Regions from separate parts of the Homo sapiens genome. Here region 2 is linked to region 1. The links are chromatin loops, found by intact Hi-C in ENCODE. Cell type or tissue: PC-9. All regions are shown on one strand. Links, peaks and the distances in the headings refer to the core of each region. The heading gives the core; the rest is flanking DNA.

Region 1 (5,389 bases), core at 259-5,258:
AAATAATTTCTTTTTCATAAATGTACATGGAAAAGAAAATTTTCCCCTCACAGTCCAAAAAATGTTGGTTGGCTCTTTACATTAGGTAGAAATATGAATAAGAATCCTAGACTGAAAAGAACAAAGCCAAGTGAGAATGAATGAGAAGAAGGGAGGGAAATAATGGACATTTCTTAAGCTTTTTATTGTGGAACAAATTCTGAGCTAGATGATTTAAAGGTCATCTCCCCAGGTCCATAGCTTTGCAATATCTGACAAAAAAAAAAAAAAAGTGGCCATGAGAGACGTGCATGATTTGTACTTACTTCTACAGCTCTTGTTTATTTTCATTATCTGAAATCTTTCAAGGGTTGTGCTTTCTTCTTATTCCTTCTCTCTCACTTAGCTCACTTGAATGATCTGTCTTGACTCTATAGTTAAAGTGAATAGGATGTAGATCCTCGTGAGTTGAACAGGGTTGGATGTTCTGTAGAAGGCTAGCCTTGAATGATATAGTCTGTTCTACATGCTGAGTTGCTGGAGGCGACAGAATTAGTAACACTTAGGACCATTGACAAACATCAATGTCTTAAGAACTTAAAATACACTTATGCTTGGAATACAGATTAGTAATGGTTATAATAGATGTTTGACATAGATTTGTCCAAATTTATACATATACTTTATCGATAGAAATATTTTCAACATGTATTTCGGGGAAGGGAAAGCTGCTTTGTTCTTTTAAAACTTGCACACTTCAGGACAAATTCTTGAGCTTCTTCTCCTGAGCTTTAAGCAGTACTAGAAATCTCCTTGTACATTCTTCCTAAAGCATCTATTTTATTCAAAGATTGGAGAAAATGAAATTTGTTCTAAAATAGAGAGACAGTATATCGTAAATAAAATGCAGAATGTACATATATTTTTAAAGACTTATTTAATCAAAACATTTATGGAATCCCTATTATGTTAGGTGCTGTTGTGGTTGTTGGGGCTAAGGCTGTTGTTCCTACACATTTATGGTTGTCTTATGCTGGGGGTTAGAAAATAAAATATGCAAGTTTTAAGACATGTATGAATAATTTTTTATGGAATACGGTGGATGCATATTTTGCCTTCAGATGCTGGAGAAAATAAATCATGAATGTTTTCATTTAGACCAGAGGTTAGCAAAGCTATGCCCTAGAGATCCATATGGTAAACATTTTAGGCATTGTAGGCCAGGAGGCAAATTCAAAGATGTCCTATAGGTACGCATATATTATACAATTTATGTTGCATCAGCTTCACTCTGCTTTTGTAATATGAAGGCAGACATACATAAAGTGCTGTAGTTTACCAAATTCTGGTTTAAACCAAAATGAATTTTTTTATTTTTTAATTTCACTGAGACATATGTCTGAAAAATGGTTTGATACTTTGTGTCTTTCAATCAAATCAATCAAGTTTAAGCACTCCATCTCTTCATTTCTCTAGCTCTAAGGGGGTCTTGGAATAATTAAACCGATGAATGATAAGCCATGACTTTTCTTGTAACAGGCCTGGGAGAGACAGACCAGTCAGTAGCCTGGGAGCTTCTGATGGATAGAATAAGGTTTGGGTTAAGTTCTGCATGTTGCTTCCAAAGACTGCAATGCACTTCATACTTATTCAGATGGTGTTTTAATTCCTCATCTTACATGTTAAAATCCTCCCAGGAAGAAGGATCTGAAGATAGGAGATAAGAGGTAAAGTCAGCCAAAGATTGTATAACAGTCACACCCACCAAGAAGTACATGCCTCTTGGAACTGGGATTGGGAAAGTAGGCCAGGGTCAGACAGTTGGTGACACTTCATACCCCTTTATTAATTTTTTGTCTATGGCAATAACAAGAAAAAAATTGAATACTTCCTTTTAAAAGCACATATTTTTAAGAGTGTTAAATGACGTCAAGATAAGATAAAGCAGGGTTTTGATATGCTGTTGCTCTTCTCCCAATAACCCTCCCTCCCAATTCTTCTGACAAAAATAGAGGAAGCATTAAGAAGATGAAGGAAGGAAGGAAGGAAGGAAGGAAGGAAGGGTTGATGGATTGTGATGATTTATCTTGGGCTCATTCTCATTGACATAGCTCCATACATGCTGCCTGCTATCTTCAGTCAGGCTCCCAGAACTCCAGAACTCTAGGGGTAGTAAGAGGCAGTTCAGGCTTTCTCTCTTTCCTGACCCCTGGATGACTTCTTCTACAAGAAGCTGACATTCATTGAACAGGTTATCCCAATGTACTACAAAGTCTAGAGATCACTAATGTCAGAAAAGTTAGGATACACTGGTTTGTTCTCTTTAACACTGGGTTCTTAAAATTTAATAGGCATAAGAATCATCTAATGGCTTATTAGAAACAGATATTTATGAAGTATATTTCCAGAGATGCTGATAATAGGTACGGGTAAGATCCTGAATTTCCATATCTAACAATGTTCCTAATTTTTAGAGGAATTTGTTGCAGATGTTTGGGAATCATGCTGTGAAAAATAACAGATCAGCTCCAGAGTGTTCAAAACAACTGAATAAAAAAACTATAGAAACTTATCATTATTTAAATAACTGTTAAAACTCTTCTTGAGTATAAATTAACTGCATGAAAAATAATTCTATCACTATAAATTTTAATTAGAAAACTTAAGACACAGCTTTTCATTTAGACAAAAGGCTCTTGGGAAATCAATAATCAAATGATAAAATTTAGCATAGTATGTATTTTGTAATCAACAAAGAAGACATACTAGTCCTAGCAAAAATATTAAATAGCTATTTTATGCTATGGCAATTGAATTTAGAATAATATGATTTTTATTTTAAAGGTGTGCTTACACTGATGAGGGATTTTTAAAAATCAAAATGCCTTGTTAAATTCTCCTCAAACAATGAATGTTCTGGGAAAGAAAAAGAGTCCACTCCAATTTTAACTGCAATTTCTATATTAAATACAATAGTTTGAGCTATGTGTTAATAATACATGGTTTACAAATAAACTGAGTTATTAAAAATGAAATACATTATATTGTTCAGAACATAAGGCAATTTACCACAAAGCAGTACTCTGACTCACTGCATACAAAGAAATGCATTTTGTTTTAAAACAGATTTATCTCCTTTTGAATCATTTTAAAACTTGAATTTCAGGATTTTAATAGCCTAAATAAAAGTACCACATTCTTCTGAACTTATTCCTTAGAGGCGTGAGCATTCCACCACTATGAATAAATCTGACTCTAAGTAAGCACGGAAGAACCCAGATTGCCTGATACGAAGCCTCGAGATGACTCTTTATCTTTGTTCTTATTTGTTCTTCTAATAAACACTTAGAATGTATTTTGGAAAAAATAAAATCTGTACCTGCCAAAAAATCTGTACCTGCCTTCTATTTTGTGTAGAAAACTACACAAAATAATTTACACTTGTGTGGCCAGGCGCGGTGGCTCATGCCTGTAATCCCAGCACTTTGGGAGGCTGAGGCGGGTAGATCACGAGGTCAGGAATTCAAGATCAGCCTGGGCAAGATGGTGAAACTCCGTCTCTACTGAAAACACAAAAAATGTGCCGGGCGTGATGGCAGGCGCCTGTAATCCCAGCTACTCGGGAGGCTGAGGCAGGAGAATGGCATGAACCTGGAAAGCGGAGATTGCGGTGAGCCGAGATCACACCACTGCACTCCAGCCTGGGCGACAGGGCGAGACTCCGTCTCAAACAAACAAACAAAACAAAAAAAATAATTTACACTTGGGTAGTTTTCTACTGCCAACATTTTTCATCAATGTCCTTCATATATTTTATATCTATCCTTCATATATGGACCATGTATGGCAAATATGCAGATCTAAATTCATCTTAACATGGGAAAATTAAAATAAAGTATCAAGCCATTTTTCATATAATTTGGTCAAATAATATTAAAATATTTACTCTAAAAGTGAAAACATTACTAAAGAAAAAGGAAATAACATACACAACCTAAATTTTCTGCTTAAGTATCCTTTTCATTTCGTAGCTGATCTACTCTGGCAAATGGGTAGAGAAATATAACCTTGGCCTTGAGTTTACTGAAGGTGGAAAGTTGAAAGCTCTGGATAGAAAGCAGTTACTAGGAATGCTCTTACCCTTAACAGTGTGTACATTATTCAGTACATTTGTGTTATAAACTTCTTTAGAAAGGCAGTGTTATTCTGACTTTTATGTAAATTGATTTAATCAGATAATGTGGTTGTCCTTCTAAACACTTAGCTGAGATTAGCCGCCTGTTGTGCATTGAATTATGGCACCCCTAAAAGACATGTTGAAGTCTTAACCCCTGGTACCTGTGAATGGGACCTTATTGGGAAATACATCATTTGCCAGTGCAATCAAGTTAAGATGGATCCACCAATTAACTTTATTATAGTAATTATTTTACTATGTATATGTATATCAAAAGCATGCTGTATATCTTATTTATACAATTTTCATCCATCAAATATACGTCAATAAAGAAAAGATGGAAAGAAAAAGATGAAAATCACACTGGACAGGGTTAGGCCCTAAATCCAATGACTGGTGATATGAGAGAGCTTTGGAGACACACAGACTCACAGAAAGAAGTCTATTAAAGAAGAAACAGAGATTGTAGTTAAGCTGCCACAAACCAAGAAACTTGCTAGCAACCACCAGAAGATAGAGGGAGCAAGAAATGATTCTTTTTGGAGCCATCGGAGAAAGCCTGACACTATCGACACCTTCAGTTTGGACTTCTAGCCTCCAGAATTGTGAAAGAATAAATGTTTGTTGTTTGAAGCCACCCAGTTTGTGGTTATTTATTATGGCAGCCTTAGGAAATTAACACACTCCTCATAGATTTAACTTTAATTTGGGTAAGGAGAGTAGTTGAGGTAACGGTGGGATGCTGTAGTGTTGAGTTCTTGAATATAAAGAAGGCAGAATAAGAATTCTGTTCACCTGAGAGATGGAAATTTAGGACAAAGAGGAAGAAGGAAAGTGTCTAGAAAATACATACATATGCATATACACACACGCGCGTATATGTTTGTGTGTGTGTATTTGCCCTGACTGAACTTAAAATCATCTTAAATAATGCTGTCACATGATAATATTGTTGAAATATGCACTGGTCTCCTCCCCTACTCCCCATTCAAGCATTTGGCCATTCCTTATTCACTTAGCTGATGCTGAAGTCCTGAAAGTCTATTTCTGACTGCTATTTTCCCATAGCCCAAGACCAAGGAAGTCTGGACCTGCCTACCACTCTCTTGGCTTTGTACAGTCTGCTTTAGTCACTCTAGCCTTCTGTCAGCTCTTCAAAGTTCTCTCCTGTTTCCATATGTAATGTCTATTGGCACAGCATGTCACACATTCCAGTGTAGCATGATGCATGAG
Region 2 (5,389 bases), core at 238-5,237, 51 kb before region 1:
AAAGGAATACATTTGTAAAAATACGATTTCTGTAGCTCTTTATTTTCTCTAACTCTAAAATTTTACTTGTAAATATCAATTATATTATCCAGTCTTTAAGAATCACTAATAGAAGAAGCATTATTAGAAAAGATAATTAGATAAGGCCTCAACAGTGATGACTTTTAAACAGCACTTTTGCAATATGATGTTCTGAAGAAAATATGATTAGTGGTTACTATAATGTTTACAATGTCATTTACCTGAACATTGACCTTTACCTTTACATTGATCAACATCAATCCCATCAACAACACGGACGCAGCAGAAAATCTGCAAGCAAGTGCTTAAAAATAATTTAACAAATGATGTTAAAGTTCTGAGGATTCAAGCCTAAGAGGTTGATTCAGGAAAAAGAAGCAAGAGTTTCAATTTTAGTCATTTATTTTATAGAAGAAAGTCATGGGCAATTTGGGGGATGAAGCAACAAATCTAATATTATGGAAGCGGAAGAGATGGTTGGAGATTCTTTAAGTCTCTCCAGAATACTTGATCATTAAAACAACAGAGCAAGTTTCTTATCTGAGAGCTGATTAATGAGTGTCTGTCCTTCGAATCACCAAAGAAGTGATTAAGAAATTAGGGACCAATCTGTTTTGCCCTGTTGCAAAACGGTTTCCATCTGAAAGAAGTTAATAACTCCCCTTGTCAAATCATAAATTCAAATGGATTAATATTTCACATTTCTAAAATGCTCCTGAAGAATAACTTGTCTTAATAAAATATCTTAGTAAGTCTCAGGAAATACACACACATACATACACACATATCATATATATTATAGAAAATTTAACTTACTTTGTATAGTGTTTATTGGTTTAACATCATACACCTGCACAGTGGGGAAAATCCTTGTCCACCATCTGTCCATTATGATATGAAATGAATTAAAGACCATTAAACCATCACCTTGTTTTAAAAATATAAAAATCAGAAATGGAGTCTTTGAGAGTGTGTCCCTTTATTTATCTACAAAAATGACACAAATGTAAAGTTCAGGTAAATGACATTGTAAACATTATAGTAACCACTAATCATATTTTCTTCAGAACATCATATTGCAAAAGTGCTAATTAAAAGTCATCATTGTTGAGGCCTTATCTAATTATCTTTTCTAATAATGCTTGTTCTATTAGTGATTCTTTAAGACTGGATAATATAATTGATATTTACAAGTAAAATTATAGAGTTAGAGAAAAAATAAGGAGCTAGAGAAATCACATTTTTACAAATGTATTCCTTTCATTTGCATCATATCTTTAAGCAAAAATGAGCCTGTCTCTAAAGAACAGACAGGAGTAGATTTGAAGACAAGTGATTTTTGAATCAACAGAGAAAAAAATGCAAGGCAGTGTTGCTCTATATTAATATGATATTGATTCAAATTATAATTGCAGGACTGAGTAGTTCCTACTGAGGAATGGTTTTATTCCTGTTTTATAAAACATGTCAAATAAGATTTTGAAATCATTAACTGAATTAGTTTTATAGTCTTCATTGGCATTTCTGAGGGTTAGATGTTTAAATTTTCCTACATTGCTTTTGCTTGATTCAGAGAACCATTAAAACCATGGTTGCCTTCAAATGTCATTATTTGTCTAGAATAAATTCTAAACTGGAACTTTCTTTATAACTAAAATAAACACTCCCAAATCCAGGAGTATTGTTCACTCTAACTCAGTGTACATTCCTCAACTCATTTTATTAGGCATTCTCTTCCAAAGGAAAAACACAAAACTAAACTCACCAAAATAATAAAAAGATTATGAAAAGACAGAGAATCTTTACAGTTTACCGCATTTAATACTTATTTAACATATTCTGAGGAGCTCAAGGTCCTCCTTTGTGATGTTTTCAGTGACTTTGGTAACAGACTCTGAGGTGTCATGGGCAGAATTGTCACACTCGTTTCATAATTACAAGAGAAAACGAAAGTGAAGGTACTGATCATATTACATAGACTCAAAGAATATAAGAAGAAATCCTAGAAAAACACACATCTTAGTTAGCCTTTTTAGCCAGTCATAGTTTCATGTCTTTCTCTGGGGCTAGGTACAGTTAACTCAATTCCTTTGGGGATAGGCTTTTAGGCAAAAGCATTGCACTTTATTTCTTTCTCTTTCATCTAACAAAGAACCAACACAAATTTAATAGGAATGGAGGGGAAAAAGAACATTTCAAACTAACATTGTCTGCCCATTATTTCATTTCATGGTAACATGCTTCTGTTTTTTATGTATAGGCAGTCATAATTTGTACATTTGAGTTCCAAACCTCAGCACACATTAAAAAGGAGATATTTCATTTATACCTTGTAAGAACTGGATTTATGGTGAAATAAAATGAAAAGAGTGCTTAGAAAAATAACAACAAAAACCTTCAAAACCAGTGAAAGGAGTTAGCCAGCTTGCTTTAGGCAGACAGTAAGGGAAGGGTCCCTGGAAAACATCCGACCTAACCCACAAGTGCCTACACCAGATATTTTGTGCAGATAAGGGAACTTGTACAGCAGGCTTGCCTAAACATGCCCGGAGAAGATTAAGGGTCCACATGCACGCTAGGGGGAATGGGGCAGAGCCACCTGGAATTTATGCCTTATACAAATAGGGAACCCAGCTCCATCAGCTTATATATATATAAGCCCTTGTACTGCGAAGGAAAACTGGCAACCTGCTTTCAGGATGCCCCTTTTTGCTGAGAGCTTTCCTTTTCACTTAATACATTCTACTCCACTCACTCTTCGAGTGTCCACGTGCCTGATTTTTCCTGGTCATGAGACAAGACAAGAACCCAGACCTAGATGAGCTAAGGAGATAAAATCCTTCATCACCAGCAATGAACCAAAGGCTCCAAGGGGAAAAGTTGTGTTCATAAACACCAACAAAAAAATTAGAAACAGACCATGGTGATAGTTGCACTGGCTCACAGCTGTCATCCTCAAAGTATTTGCCAGTTGGAAGGAAAATTACAGGGACCAGTGTGAAATTTGAAAACTTTCCTATAGCATTAGACTTCACTGGTGAAGAGAAATGCATCAACCTCACCGAGTACCAGAAGCATCCTTTGAACATCAGCAAAATAACTATTACTTCTATGAAATAAAGTCTCCTACTGCAACAAAACCCTAAATTAAAATGTTGGAAGAAGCAGTTGGTTTTATAACCTCCAAAAGAAAAGTTAACAAAAAGCAAACAAACCACCATTCTGTATTAGTTTGCTAGGGATGCCATAACAAAATACCACAAACTGGGTAGATTAAGCAGCAGAAATTTATTTCCTCACAGTTCTAGAGGCTGGAAGTCCAAGATCAAGGGGTCAGGAGGGTTAGGTCCTTCTGAGACTCTTTCTTGGCTTGCAGATGGCTGCCCTATTGCTGCCTCTTCACTTGGTCATTCCTTTGTGTGCTCTCACCTCTGGTAGCTCTTGCTTTTCTTTTCTTTCTTTTCTTTTTCTTTCTTTCCTTTTTTTTTTTTTAAACGGAGTCTCACTCTGTCGCCCAGGCTGGAGTGCAGTGGCACGATCTCGGCTCACTGCAAGCTCCGCCTCCCAGGTTCACACCATTCTCCTTCCTCAGCCTCCCAAGCAGCTAGGACTACAGGCACCTGCCACCACGCCCAGCTAATTTTTTGTATTTTTAGTAGAGACGGGGTTTCACCATGTTAGCCAGGATAGTCTCGATCTCCAGCTCTTGCTTTTCTTATAGGGACATCAGTCATTTTAGATTAGGGCCAAACACTAAAGGCCTTATTTTAACCTAATCACTTCTTTAAAGACCTTATCTCCAAAAACATACTGGAGATTGGGACTTCGACATGAATTTGAGAACACATTTCAGACCATAACACTCTCTCCCCTCCCAAAAAGACAAGAAAGACCTTTTACAATAAATCTTTTGACACTGAGCGTTTTTTTTACCCCTTCTAACTCCCAATTAGTAACTTTCTGGATTTCAAAGAATCAGATTTTAAAATTGCTATAAAGCTTGCTAAGAGCATTCAAAAAAAGGCAGGCATTATAGGGAAGTAAACCTTGACTGCTGTAGAATTGAGAGAATCTTTGCTCTGCTGATTGGGGGTCATTTTTCTGTGAGCTAGAGAGAATGCTTTTGTGATTTGAGAGCCACCTGAAATGTTAAGAAAGTTTGGGTAACTGCAGGGACTGTCATTGCCTCCTCAGCACGTGCTGTGCCCCTCTCCTATTGCACAGCAGCAAGCACTTTGAAGGACTGACCCCAGTCCATGAAACCTAATCCACTGCCTATGCCTATCTTCCAATCTGCATATACAGGAGTTGTCAGTTACATTGATTGGTTCAGAAGTGTTCACATGAAATACTTTGGTTCAAACAAGATGAAGCCAAAAATTTTTGACTATTGGTAAAAAGGTAGTTATCTTTTTACTTAATCTAAGACATTCTTTTTATAATTGGACAATATTATAGGAAGATGTGATACTTACAAATGCAATCACTGTTTGCAGGCACAAAAAAAGTTAAGTCACAGAATGAAGCTTTTCATGGAATATAAAAGAGCCAGTAGAATTGTAAAAAACTGAGTGACTTGATCAGACTATACCCAGAGTCCACTAACCTCTGAACTCTTAAATTAATACATTTACTTTCCTTGAGAGAGTTTAAGATGTACATTCTGTCTCACACAATCTTACTTTACAAAAAAGTAAAAACATGTTTACTTTTATGCCTTATAATTTTCAACTAACAAGTAAAAAGTAACTAAGTACTGTTTGTTTGCTTTTATATTACTGTTGGAGTCTAAGAAAAATCATAATTTTTAAAAATAAAATTAGACCAGATAATTTGACTATATAAATGACTAAAGGGAATAAGAAGAACTAAAAACTCAGCATTAACAGATCACCATTTGTGAAAATGATTTTGCTACTCTGTGCTCATGTATTTCTATCACTTTTGCTAATATCCAACTTTAAGGAGCACAGTGAATATTATTAATTTGATACTATAAACATGTGTTGAGCTCTGATTTAAAGAGTAATATAAACTATCATCACCCATTATGAGGAAGCAAATGTTGTGTCAAACAGATTAACCATTGGATTGAAAACATCTCTTCTACTTTTTCCTCTCACTCATATTGAAAACTACTGCTAAAATGAGGTTAATGTGGCAGAAACATACAGTCTGATGATCAAATCCAGAAACAAAAGATAAATATAGTAGCTCCCCCTCCAGGAGAATTAAGATTTTAATCATTTCCTCTCCAGATTGAGATTGGCTGCTGGCCATTACTTAGCAAAAGAAATGTCTCTGAAAGGGGCAGGAAATTAAAATGCAAATGGTATAAAGAAATAAAGACATTCTAATTTTTTTAAAT

What was found. Peaks named below come from ENCODE experiments on the same cell type or tissue, not always from the same donor. Only the 100,000 strongest peaks of a DNase experiment are listed, where the experiment ranks them.
Region 2: it touches region 1 in a loop (5-fold over the local background); 1 of 110 quality-filtered maps calls a loop at or near these places.

The regions. Positions count from the first base shown.
Region 1 is chr6:96,102,867-96,108,255 of GRCh38, reverse strand. All of the region lies in intron 1 of FUT9 (fucosyltransferase 9), which reads right to left. Among named protein-coding and RNA genes, the nearest start is that of FUT9, 90 kb to the right of the region's middle. In PC-9, for the core only: no CTCF peak of the experiment used is centred there; a DNase peak (open chromatin) is centred at 3,205; H3K4me3 peaks cover 1,049 bases; H3K27ac peaks cover 1,812 bases.
Region 2 is chr6:96,153,796-96,159,184 of GRCh38, reverse strand. The region is part of intron 2 of FUT9 (fucosyltransferase 9); the gene reads right to left. Among named protein-coding and RNA genes, the nearest start is that of FUT9, 140 kb to the right of the region's middle. In PC-9, for the core only: no CTCF peak of the experiment used is centred there; no DNase peak of the experiment used is centred there.